Regions from separate parts of the Homo sapiens genome. Here region 1 is linked to region 2. A link is a loop called in an ENCODE intact Hi-C map of the cell type or tissue named here. Cell type or tissue: PC-3. All regions are shown on one strand. Links, peaks and the distances in the headings refer to the core of each region. The heading gives the core; the rest is flanking DNA. Region 1 overlaps LOC105378383 (a long non-coding RNA gene). Region 2 overlaps ZMIZ1 (zinc finger MIZ-type containing 1).

The links. Hi-C counts contacts between places; a loop is a spot of excess contacts. Peaks named below come from ENCODE experiments on the same cell type or tissue, not always from the same donor. Only the 100,000 strongest peaks of a DNase experiment are listed, where the experiment ranks them.
Region 1: it touches region 2 in a loop (14-fold over the local background); 3 of 110 quality-filtered maps call a loop at or near these places.

Annotation. Positions count from the first base shown.
Region 1 is chr10:79,447,667-79,450,567 of GRCh38, forward strand. LOC105378383 (a long non-coding RNA gene) reads left to right here. Exons shown (of 4, transcript XR_946104.4): 1 at 1-1,180. Among named protein-coding and RNA genes, the nearest start is that of ZCCHC24, 3.5 kb to the left of the region's middle. In PC-3, for the core only: no CTCF peak of the experiment used is centred there; a DNase peak (open chromatin) is centred at 1,675.
Region 2 is chr10:79,148,516-79,151,416 of GRCh38, forward strand. All of the region lies in intron 3 of ZMIZ1 (zinc finger MIZ-type containing 1), which reads left to right. Among named protein-coding and RNA genes, the nearest start is that of ZMIZ1, 81 kb to the left of the region's middle. RefSeq lists silencers at 1,488-1,547, 1,608-1,687. In PC-3, for the core only: no CTCF peak of the experiment used is centred there; DNase peaks (open chromatin) are centred at 486 and 1,676; H3K4me3 peaks cover 1,247 bases; H3K27ac peaks cover 2,500 bases.

The sequences.
Region 1 (2,901 bases), core at 145-2,644, 300 kb after region 2:
GCTGTCTTTGAGCTTCCAAGGATGGAGGTAGGATTTGGAACCACTGATAAGACCTTCCCTAGATTTTATAGAGAAAACTGCTGTTCAGGGAGGGGACATAACTAGGAATCTGACACCTGCTTAGAGAAACCTCTGATCCTTCCCTGTGTCCTTCAGAGTGATTTGATGCCAAGAAGGTGTTTATCATGCCTGGTGACCACATTGATGGCCTCTGCCTCTTTCTCCCCAACATAGTTTCTACCCAGAGCCTGGAGCATAGATAGTAAATAATCAGGAAATAGTTGCTGGGTTGATGATTGAATGAATAGGTGGAGAGACGCATGGATGCCCAGATTTTGCTCCTCTTTGAAGCCTGAGCGGCTTCTTTGGTTTTGTACTTTTCTCCCTCTCCTTGCCCACAGGACAGCTGCTCAACATGTGGGCTCTGTACCCAGTAGGTGACTAATAAATATGAGCATCCTATAGGCAGTTTGCCTGGATGGCAACTGATTGACCTAAGGTCAGCCCTCAGCCAGCTGCTGGGAATGCATGCTCCAGGATCCCCTGAAACAACATGTACGGTGGGAGAGGGTAATAGGTGAGAGTGACCAGATGGGTATCAGAGGCCTAGGTACCAGGCCAGAAGACCGGGCCACGCCCAAACTCTGCACCTTCTTGCCCTATCATGTGCACACTAAGGAACTCTGCATTTAAAATGTCAGAGGTTCCAAGCCCTCACTTTACAAAGGAGGAGGTACCATGGCCCAGAGAAGGAAAAGAACCATCCCAGGGTCTCTCAGTAAACCTGATAGCTAAGCCACCTGCTCCTAACCCACTACTACCTCCCAGCTCTCTCTTCATTGATCCCAGTGTGGCAGCATTCAGGTGTGGCAGCTCTGGCCCCATATACTGTCCTCAGACTGGAAGGCAGGAGGGAGCACCCAGGTGAGGCTCACATCCCTGTCCCCTTCCCTGTCCAGTGGCTCCAGCCATCCCACAGTCTCCAGAATGGGTCAGTGGAATGAACACAAGATTTGGAGGAAAGACCTGGCCCAGTGACCTTGGGTAGGCCTGCCCTCTCTGTAAACCTCAGTTTTTCCAGGTATCAGATGGGAATGTTGATCCCATCCTTACCAACTTCTACAGTGACTGACAGGATCCAAGGAGGATGCAAAGAGGAAGGAGCTTTGCTGTTCCCTGAGTGAGTAGGCAGTCATGCGTGACGGGAGGGTGATATTGATACTTGCAGTAACAGTAATATTCAATTTATCTGGAGAAATGTGGGCAGGAGGGGACAAGTAGGAAAAAGTCTGCTCCTAAAGTTGCCCAGGTAACAGGTCTGATAAGTGTTTGGTGGAGTATCAAACCAAGAGCCTTGAGCTCAGAGAAGCAGGAGAAACCTGGGCAAGAAGAGGAAGCAGTTGGTCTTTATGAGGGAGTCAGCCTTCAAATTCAGCCCAGGAGGCAAGCAGAGATGAGCAGGGGCAGAAGATGGGGCTTCACAATCCTGTGCAAATTGATGCTTCTCATTTCTGTAAAAAACGCCCCATGGTGATTTATCAGGTGAAGGAACCCCTAACCCTCTTCAAACCACCCACACTCCATGTGTCAGGAATAAATAGCAAAGCACACACTGACAAAGCTAAGATTTGCCTCTCCTTTAGGCCAGGGCTGGGCATTGGGTTCCTTTGGACTGTGTGTTGACACAGAAGGTGTCAGTTTACAGCAGAGATGGCAAAATGGCAAATACTCTCCTTACAGGCACCACTGCCCCATCCCCCACCCAGGACAGACCTCTCTGAGTGCGGATCCCCTTCCCAGGCAAGACTTCAGGTTCCTGCTCAATACAGCACCCCACGTCACCACTAATGAGATGCTGGAATTGGCCCTGAAGACGCAAATTATTTGCCATGTTAACTTTATATCCACCTTCCCAGGCTGCTCTCTAAACCCTATGGTGACTGTGCAGAATTATTAGGTTGGTGCAAAAGTAATTGCTCTTTTTGCCATAGAACCAACCCAGTGAGCTAAAATCCAGGTTTCAAGGCACCTTTACACACACACATACACACACACACACACACACTCTCTCTCTCAAGTCACCTTTACATACACACACACACACACACACACACACAGAGTACCTCCTCCTTCCATGGATGCAGCCCTGCTGTTTACACTAACCAGATTTCAGCCCCAACTAGCCCCCAACTTCTTTGTGCAGTGCACAGATGGCAAAACCATAAGGGCAGTCTGACCACTCCAGGCCCCACCCACAGGCTCTTGAGTAGCCTTTAAGTTTATCTTGAGCAGCAAAGGGTGGGTAGGTCCTTGAATCTTAAACTCAGCCTACCGCTCCTTGCAGGTTCCAAGGTGTGGAAAGTGCCTGGGGCTTTGGAGACTGTCACTTCCTGGGCTGTGTGACACTGACAAGTTGAGTCTCCTCCCCTGGACCATTTCCTAGTGTATAAAATCTTCCCACTGCTGTTGGAATCCCAGATGACACGGGGAGGCAGGAGACACTTTGAGGGCCCTGGCCTCTAGAAGCCCTAAGAGAATGCCTGCTTGGTTTCATGGCTGGACAGTATGACATGGGCATGAGGGGTCCCAGCCTGGGTGTGAGGAGCCTAGGGTTTGTGTGTGGTCTGGGAAAACTGGCAGAACACCCTGGACCTAGAAGTCACTGGAGCAGGCCTAGTGGGCTTCCTGCTCCCTGAGGAACCATCCTCAGAAAAGTGGTGTCTAATGTCATATAGGAGCTACGGGCAGCAATCACATAGTAGCCCCCTCTTATCCATGGGGAATACATTCCAAGACTCCCAGTGGATGCCTGAAATCGCAGGTAGTTCTGAAACACACACACACACACACACACACACACACGTGCGCACACACGCGCACAATGTTTTGTCCTATACATAC
Region 2 (2,901 bases), core at 315-2,814:
ACAGGCTCGTGTGCTCAGGCTGTTCTAGGAAACGCCTGTCCGGAAAAGGGGTGGAGCTGGGTGGCCAGGGCTGAGGGTGACGCAGATCCGCCATCATGCCACCTACAACTGAATGTGGATTCTGGGCCGGGGTTTTTAATAAAGCTGCTGGGTCAGCATCCCAGAATGCTGCCTAGGCCTGTATGTCCCCAGCCTCAGCTTGCATATCTCTGGGGTCACGAGGCTTACTACTGCCGTCTTGTAGTTCCTCCTGGGACATGGGGTCCTGGCCTCCCACCAGGCTGACGCTGACTTCTGTCTTCCACCCTGCTTGTCTTAGGGCCACAGACTTTAGGCCCTTGGCAGTTTCCAATTGAGTCCCTCCCGGGCTTTCCTCCCTGCAGGCAGAGCATCAAGCTGGGTCTGTACGTGGCCCCGCCAGGGCCTGTTTGATTGGGGTAATCTGGACAAGTCATCAGTGGCCTGCGCTGGCAGCCAGGGTGTGGCTAAAGTCAGTTCCTGCCTAAGCTGGGCTGACCCACCTTCTCACCACTCAGGAGCTCCCGGAGCCAGGAGGGACTGCTGTGAGTTTGCCTTCATGAGGAGGCCCTTGGGCTGCCTTTGGTACAGGCAGGAGACCTGGATCCCTGCTCTGTCCCTATCTCTGTCCCTGTCCCTGGGGTAATCTCGAGCAAGGCTGGGCCCCAGGCAGGCCCACACCCCCTCCCATCTGTGTTCATCCCCAGCACTAAGCCAAGAGGCTTTTGTCCCTGGTGGGCTGTCGGCCAGCTGGAAGAGTCCTCCTTGCTCTCTGGCCTATTTGCTTTCTGAGTCCCTCTGCCCTGGGAGAGCATGAATGGGCAGGAGAGGGGACTGGAGAGGGCTGAGGGCCTCTGTTCAGATCTCTGCCCTCACTGGGTCGGGCTGCCAACCTCTGCACTCCCACCATACCCCCAACCTGTGGACAGGTGAGCCTCCAGTTCCTGAGGCCACAGGGAATGGGCTGGATTCACCTGGAGGCCATGGGTAGCCTTGCAGCCCCTGGGCCAAGCTCCCCTCCCACCCAGACTCCTCCAGACACTTCAGGGGTTCAGGCATGCCAAGTCAGGGTGGGGTGAAGGGGTCTTTCTCTAGGCGCTGTGCCTGTGGTTGACATCACGTTGTCCTCATGTGGGGCTGCGTGGCCCCGTGGGGTGGCACGCCTTCTGCAAGAGCTCGCCCTCCAGGAAGTTCTGCATTCGAAGCCTGAACTTGGCCTTGGTTCACTCTTCCTCTCATCCTGGTCTCTTGGGCATGACTTCTCCCAGGGGACACTGCTGTCTGCTGACTTGGAAAGGCAGGGATTCAATCAGGGGCCCCCGCTCAGCTGTGTCTGAAGTGTGCCCTCCTGGGAAGAAAACCCAGCAGCACTTTTGTCGAGGCCTCACACTGGAAAATGAACGGTGGGAGGCCTAGAGGTAAGAGGCCAAAGGCCACTAAGCAGGCCAGCGTGGCCTGCCCACTCCAGCCCCCAGAAAGCATTGGTGCTTCTGAGGAGGCTTGCTCGGCCCTCCCTCTCCCCTGGGCTGGGTGGGGCCAGTGGGACAGGAAGCCAGGGCGGGGCTGGAGGATGGGGCTCAGGGTGGCCTGGGCCTGAGCCAGGGATGAGGCGAAACCCAACCCTGGCCTGGCCCCGGGCCGCAGCCGTGCAGGTCACTAGGCCTCGGCGAGTGGCCACCCGCCCACCCAACAGGAAGCCCTGCCCAGACACCACCTTTGCCCCACCCCGTATTCTCTACGGCTGGCACTTCTCCTATTTCCCATGAGAGCTGCTGCCAGGAATCCTGCCCTCTTGAGAAAGGAAGCCCGACCTCGGGCCGCCCTGCCTCTGGCCTGCGCTGACCCCCTCCCTGGGCCTCCCCGTGGTGGCAGCTCTGGGCCCACGCCCGTCCTGCACCCCCCACACATGCTAATGACTTATCTCCTCTCAGACAAAGCCTGTGACCCTTGGGGACCTAGCAGGAGAAACCTCACAGTGGGACTAGGCCTGGGAGCCAGGAGGCTGGGGCTCTTGGTCTGGGATCCTCCACCAACCTGCTGGTGCACCTGGGCAAGTCACTCAGCCACTCTGGGTCTCATCTGTAGAAAAACAGGGAGAGGCAGACGCTCTGCCCAGCAATGAGCATCCCATGGGATAAAGGGTTTGGGGTGGGTTGAATGTGTGCCCTGTGAAGACAGCCAGGCTTGGGGGGTGATAACACAAAACCTCCCCATCCACCCCTGTCTGCCTGGAAAGGAGCCCCTTCTCTCATCTCCCAGAAGCCGGGCGACGGAGCATGCCTCCGTCTCTCAGCTCTGCTCAGGGAGCTGGGCCAGAAGCAGGGATGGGGCTGTGCTGAGGGGCAGGCTGTCCCACCACCCTCCCAACCCCATCCTCTTCCTCCCTCCTGGTGGGTGCTCTCTGACCCATGACCCACCTCCCCAAGTAAGCCCAAGCCCACCTCAGTATCAGCAGGGGTAGCAGCTTAGGGAATCAACTGTGTCTTAAAGGGGGCCAAGCAGAGGGGTCAGGGCACCACGGGGAAAGACCAGAGTCGTTGTGACATTGGATGGGTTAAGACAGATCCGGGGGCCACCTTGAGCTCCTGGGCGAGCTGAAAGCTTGTCAGCAGCAGGGAAGACCAGGCACCTGAGCAGCCAAGCCCCTGCCATGGGGTGGCCACAGCTCAGACTCTGGTGGCCTTGGACACATTGCTGCTCTGAGCCTCAGTGTCTGCATCTGGCAAGTGGACCTTTCAGAGCCAGTGTCTTAGGGTGCTGTGAGAAGTCCTTAAGATTTGGGGACACAGTGCTGGGCCCCCTGCGGCCCTTCCCTTTGAATCAGCCTTTTCCCTGTGAGGGAAACATTACAGGTCAGGATTAGGACTAGATTTCGTAGGCAGT